Regions from separate parts of the Homo sapiens genome. Here region 2 is linked to region 1. Evidence: chromatin contacts called from ENCODE Hi-C or POLR2A ChIA-PET data. All regions are on one chromosome and are shown on one strand. Each heading gives the region's core, a stretch centred on a gene start or an enhancer-like site at or near the end of the contact. The rest is flanking DNA. Distances are from core to core; before and after follow the strand shown. Region 1 overlaps LOC105376815 (a long non-coding RNA gene). Region 2 has its middle 110 kb from the start of IFFO2.

Region 1 (2,921 bases), core at 68-2,567:
AATTACATATATGTTAAACCATTTAATGTCTTATTTCAGGTCACTAAGCTCTGCTCATTTTTCCCTCCAGGCTTTTTTATTCTCTCTGTGCCTCACTTTAGATAAATTCTATTGCTATAACTACAGGGCCAATGAGCTTTTCTTCTGCAGTGTCTGATTTCCTGGGAATTCCATTTAATGAATTTTTCATTTTAGACTTATATTTTTTTCCCCTCTAGAAATTTCACTTAATTCTTTTTTATATTTTCAATTTTCCTTCTCATTATGATGATCTTTTCCCATAAATACTTCAACATACTTGTGATAACTATTTTGACATATTTGTGTACTAGTTCCATCATTTCTGTTATTTCTGGGTACACTTCTATTGACTCATTTTTCTTCTGACCATGGGTCACATTTTTCTGCTTCTTGGTATATATAGTAAGTTTTGACCGGATGCTAGATTTTGTGAATGTTACATTGTTGAGAGTCTCAATTCTGTTGCCTTCCTTTAAAAGAATGCTGGGCTTTGTTCTAACAGGCACCTAAGTTATTTGCAAGTCAGTGTGAGCCCTTTGAAGCCTGTTTTTAAGCTTTGGTATGGCTGGTCTGAACTGGCCTTCATGCTAGGGATAGCTCAGCTTGTGGCTAAGGCCTGACCTCTATGGATTCTCTGCTGAATAGGTTTTTTCTTCTCCTTCTCCTCCATCTCTTCCATCTCCTCCTTCTCCTCCCGCTCCCCTCCCCCTCCCCTTTCCTCCTCCTCCTCCTCCTCCTCCTCCTCCTTCTTCTTCTTCTTCTTCTTCTTCTTCTTCTTCTTCTTCTTCTTCTTCTTCTTCTTCTTCTTCTTCTTCCTCTTCTTCTTCTTCTTCTTCTTCTCCATCTTCTCCTTCTTCTTCTCCTTCTTCTTCTTCTCCTCCTTCTTCTCCTTCTTCTTCTTTTTTTTAATAGAGACAGGGTCTTACTATGTTGCCCAGGCTGGTCTCAAGCTCCTGGGCTCAAGTGATCCTTCATCCTTGGCCTCCCAAAGTGCTAGGATTATAGGTGTGAGCTACCATGCCCAGCCTTGACTGGGTTTTCAATGAGTTCTAACCACTCTAAATGACTGCAGTGTCTCCTGGTCTGTGCCAACTCTGGAAATTGTTCAGCTTGCAACTTTCCAGCTGTTCTTTGCCCAGTCTCATAGGGTTTGATCCCATGTATGTGTGACCTAGGACTCAGAAACAACTCAAAAACATCCCATGCAGATTTCTGGAGTTTATTTTCTGCATAGTGTTTTCCTTTCTGGAACTGTGCCACGCAACTTCTGGCTGAATCCCTGAATTCCAGTCTCCAAATCCTCAGTTCTGCAAGAGTACTATATTCTGCTTGGTATGCCTCGCCCCAAGCCATGATCTGGAATATAACTTCAGGAAGAAAACCAAGGCAAACATAGGGCTCCTTTCATTTGTTTATCTTCTCTTAGGAGTCACATTAAGTCATTCCTGTTTTTCAATGATTGAAAAAAGTTATTTCATGGACTGTTTTTTTGTTTGTTTGTTTTGTTTTGTTTTCTTTTTGAGACAGAGTTTTACTCTTGTCACCCAGGCTGGAGTGCAGTGGCACAATCTCAGCTCACTGCAACCTCCACCTCTCTGGTTCAAATGATTCTCATACCTCAGCCTCCAAGTAGCTGAGATTACAGGCATGTGCCACCATGCCCCCCCAATTTTTTTTTGTATTTTTAGTAGAAACGGGGTTTCACCATGTTAGCCAGGCTGGTCTCCAACTCCTGACCTCAGGTGATCTGCCCACCTCAGCCTCTCAGAGTGTTGGGATTACAGGCGTGAGCCACCGCGCCTGGCTGGTTTTGTTCAGTTTTTTAGTTGCTTAGGGTGGGAAGGTAAGTCCAGTCCTTGTTACTCCATCACAGCCAGAAGCAGAAGTCAGGAACTGATATGTAGAAAAGCCATTGAATGACTCCATTTAAATGATGCCCCTCTCTCATGAAGCTTTTCTTAATTTCTGTCTCTTCTGTGTGTATTACCATCACATTCTGCTTTGACATATTAATATAATCACATACATATCTGACTGTCTCAGTGGACTCTAAGGGGCTCAAAGGTGGGGATGGGGTCTCTCTCTTCTTAGTATTAGTAACTTTCTTGAACCTAGCATGTGATAGGCCTTTAGAAAGTGAGGTTGGATTTCCTTCTGTGGCTTAGCAGTGAACTGAAGTGACCCTGATGAGGCAATGGGTATCTCAAGCTGAAACCCAGGAGGACTGGCTCGCTCTCCTGTGTAATCACCAGTAGGCAGAGCCCCAGGTAAAATCACAAGGGTGCATGATTCTCCCTTATTAGGCGAGGAAGTGGAGGATTGGTTAAAAGAATCCAGGCCTGTCCAGACTTGCAAAACACATCATCCTCACATTAGAATCCACGAAGCCTCTGGTTTTGATGCAGTGGAAGGGCTTGACCACAAGTGCCCTGACAGTGTCAGATAATCTTCTACGGGGGGACCAGACCAACCTCCGAGGAGCCTAGCGTCCACGAGCTGAGGCTGCTGCCGCTCCTGCGCCCTTCTTTAGAATGGAGTGAGGACAGGGAGTAGCAAGGCCTGGCCACTAGTCCTAGCTTTGTGACCTTGATCAGCTGACTGGGTTCCCCTAACTGCAGAATGAAGCCTCAGACAGGATGGTCTCTAAGGCTCTTTTCCCACCCTAAACAGCTGAGTTCTGGCAACTGATGATTGATGGTCCTGGAAGCCTGTGGTTCCTTGAGCTACTGATTCTAGGATGCTAGTAATTGATGGTTCTGAGACACTGGATTTCTGTGGCTCTGTGACTAGAACAATCTGTGGCTCAAACAATCCATGAGGCTGCGGCCCTCACACTCTATGGTTCGGATGACCACAGTCAGTAATGATTCTGTGCACCCTGCAGCATGCCTCCGTGACCC
Region 2 (2,719 bases), core at 42-2,541, 68 kb before region 1:
GCAGGAGCGGAGTTGCCTGAGGCCCCCAACTTGCAGTCCATCACTTTCCCACATCGCACACAGGCCAACAGGGTCCCGGGCACGTGGGGCCTGGCAGCACTCCAGGTGGGCACCCAGCAGTGTGATGACTTCCTGGAGGAAAGAGTGGGGTGGGAGGTGCCTGGCTTGAAGTGTGGGGGGAGCTGGTGCTCTGTTTTAGGGGTCAAAGTGACGATGGAGTATGAAGACAAGTATCCCGCCAGCTCACCTCCTCTGGCTACTCCTGGCTCTGAGTCGGTGCCGATCTCCGGCCACTGCCACAAGCCCCAGTGACCTTCAGCATCTGCAGCAGGTTGCGGGCTTCCTCCTGAGGGGTGTGGGGTGCCAGCCTCTGGCAGCCTCTCGGGACATTGCCAGAGGTTGGGCAGGCCTCTCAGGAAAAGGGAGATGAGCTTCTGGGGCGCTGGGGTGAGGAAGCTGTGGTGGGAGGTATCTAAGGTCACCACCTCTGACGGTGGTGGGACCCACAGTGGGTATGGGGCAGCAGGATCTGTGCTTTGCTGAGTTTCTGAGTCAGGGGGCTGGGACAGGACCAGAATTAGCCCCAGGTGCCAAGTTTACAGGGGGAAGTCATCCAGAGCCCCGAACTCTCACGCAGGATGGGAGGTGGGGGTGTTCTGGGCATGGGCAGGAGTGAAGGGCACAGGGTCTCAGGCTCATTGTTCTTTGGACTCTGTTCCTTAGATCCCTCTGCTGCCTTTGGCCAATGACCTTGACACCCCATCCACCCCTTCTGTCCACAAGCCAGCTTGGTCCCGACAAGGAGTCCTGGCTGGACCCCTTGTTAGGCTGTTCCCGGCTTCAGAGATCTGGGAACTGTACCAGAGTTGTATTTACTGAGCACCCACTCCAGCAGGATCACCATGCCTCACGTGATCTCCAGTCCTTTTACTGTTGTTCTTCCTGTTTTACAGATGAGGAACCTTAGGCTCAGAGAGGCAAACTCACCTACCCAAGGCTGCACAGCACGTAAGTGAGATGCAGCCTCCCTGTCCAGCCAGCCTGAGCCCTGCTTCTTCACCTGGCCCTGCTCCCCATCTGGTCTGGGCACGGATTGGGTTAGATCATCCCAGCTCCCAGCAGGAGGGCACAGCTCTGGGATCCAGGGTTTGGCCAGGTGCCCAGCAGGCAGGCAGGGCAGCCACAGCCAAGGGTTAACTGGCCGCAGGCTGGGAGCCGTGCTCGGGGCTGGGCGGACAAGGTGCAAGGCCCTGGGAACCAGCTCCAGGCCGGGCTGACAGGGAGCTCCGCAGGCACCCCCATCAGCCCTCGTGCCAGAACAAACAGGGCAATTAGGAGGTGGCTTTTGTTTGGTGGGGCCTGAATGCTGGGCATGGAGCTGCTGGCGCTTCAGCCCCTACCCCCTCATGTGGCGGGAATCTGCTCGTTCACGGGACAGGGTCACATGCGGAGTGTCACAGCAGACAAAAGGACAATGCCACTCTGTTTCCTCGCCCAGTTTCAGAAGTGATGGCTGGAGGGCTGCTGCTTTTCACAGCACAGTGTGAATGGGGCCACCAGTCCCTCCCTCCCTTCCTGTCCCGGCAGCCAAAAGGGCTCCAGTCACCTCAAGAGCCATCGATCACAGGGGTGGCCCAGGCCATGGGACGCGGGCCCAGCACCTTCCCATTTCCCTCGCTCTGGGTTCTGCCTTGGGGCCCCACTTGGAACCCACTGTGCAGGGCTGGATTCCATACCCGACGGTCGTGTCCCGAGTCACCTCTCTGAGGCAGGCACTGTTAATCCCATTCCAATGAGGGAATCGGGGCTCGAGGATGAGGTTGCTTCACCCAAAGGAGGGGCTTGGGTTAGGGCTGCTGGGTGAAATTCAAGGTGCCAAGTTAAATCTGAATCTCACATAAACACCAAATACATGTAAACCTCTGACGGTGGCGGGACCCACAACGGGTATCGGGCAGTGGGATCTGTGCTTTGCTAGGTTCCTGAGCCCAGTGGGCTGGGACAGGACCAGAATTAGATCCAGGTGCCAAGTTTACAGGGGGCTCAGCCAGCGCCCTGAACTATTACAGTCTTTAGTATGGAGTATACTAAAAAAACATGACTCACCATTTCTCTGAAATACAAACTTCCCTGGACAGCCTGTATTTTTATTGACTAAATCTGGCAGTCCTGGCACAGGTGCTCACAGGACGTGCTGAGTTAAGCCAGCTCAGGCCCTGACCTCAGGGAGCCCCCTCTGCTTCAGAGAGACAAGTCCCAGACACAGGTTCCCACATGGAGGCCGTCGGAGCAGCAGGTGCCCTTGCCTGGAAGCCAGGACAGGCCTGGAGTGTCAGGAACAGGGACGTCGAGGGGCTGGTGAAGGGGCCAATCTGAGCGCCACGAGGGCCCTGAAGTGCTGTGAGCAGGGGAGGCAGGTTCCAGAAGCCTCAGGACCCCGCCTTTCTGCAGCGTTTCCTCTCCACAGGACTGTGCTGAGTCCTGGGGAGGGGGTGGGGGCTGCTCCAGGCGGCTCCCCAGCCCCTCCCTGCCTCGTCTCTCTGAGGCCGCTCCCTCCTCTGCCCCACCACACCTGCCAGCTCTGCATGGGGCCCCGAAGCCAGGGCTGGGTGGAAAGTGGTTGAGGTTGGAGTCTGGGGCCAGATTGGGTTCAGGGCTGGCTGGGCAACAGCCCTTCACCTGGCCAGGCCTTCGGTTTCATGTGTAAAGCAAACATGCC

What was found. Hi-C counts contacts between places; a loop is a spot of excess contacts on that map. ChIA-PET counts read pairs that join two places held with the same protein, here RNA polymerase II (POLR2A). Pooled maps may share reads with other maps.
Region 2: a map of dorsolateral prefrontal cortex shows a loop between it and region 1 (2.5-fold over the local background). The contact joins two enhancer-like sites. A Hi-C loop is called at or near these places in 4 of 168 maps with a recorded cell type or tissue (aorta, dorsolateral prefrontal cortex, heart right ventricle and 1 more) and 2 of 50 pooled maps. POLR2A ChIA-PET finds 5 or more read pairs at or near these places in 4 of 52 experiments (CD4-positive, alpha-beta T cell, Caco-2, MCF 10A and 1 more).

The regions. Positions count from the first base shown.
Region 1 is chr1:18,997,892-19,000,812 of GRCh38, reverse strand. All of the region lies in intron 1 of LOC105376815 (a long non-coding RNA gene), which reads left to right. Among named protein-coding and RNA genes, the nearest start is that of IFFO2, 43 kb to the right of the region's middle. Within about 2 kb of position 1,317, at least 4 of the 41 ENCODE cell types and tissues checked have a DNase peak (open chromatin) inside an H3K27ac peak, as active enhancers do.
Region 2 is chr1:19,065,928-19,068,646 of GRCh38, reverse strand. No RefSeq gene overlaps it. Among named protein-coding and RNA genes, the nearest start is that of IFFO2, 110 kb to the right of the region's middle. RefSeq lists a silencer at 1-212. Within about 2 kb of position 1,291, at least 12 of the 41 ENCODE cell types and tissues checked have a DNase peak (open chromatin) inside an H3K27ac peak, as active enhancers do.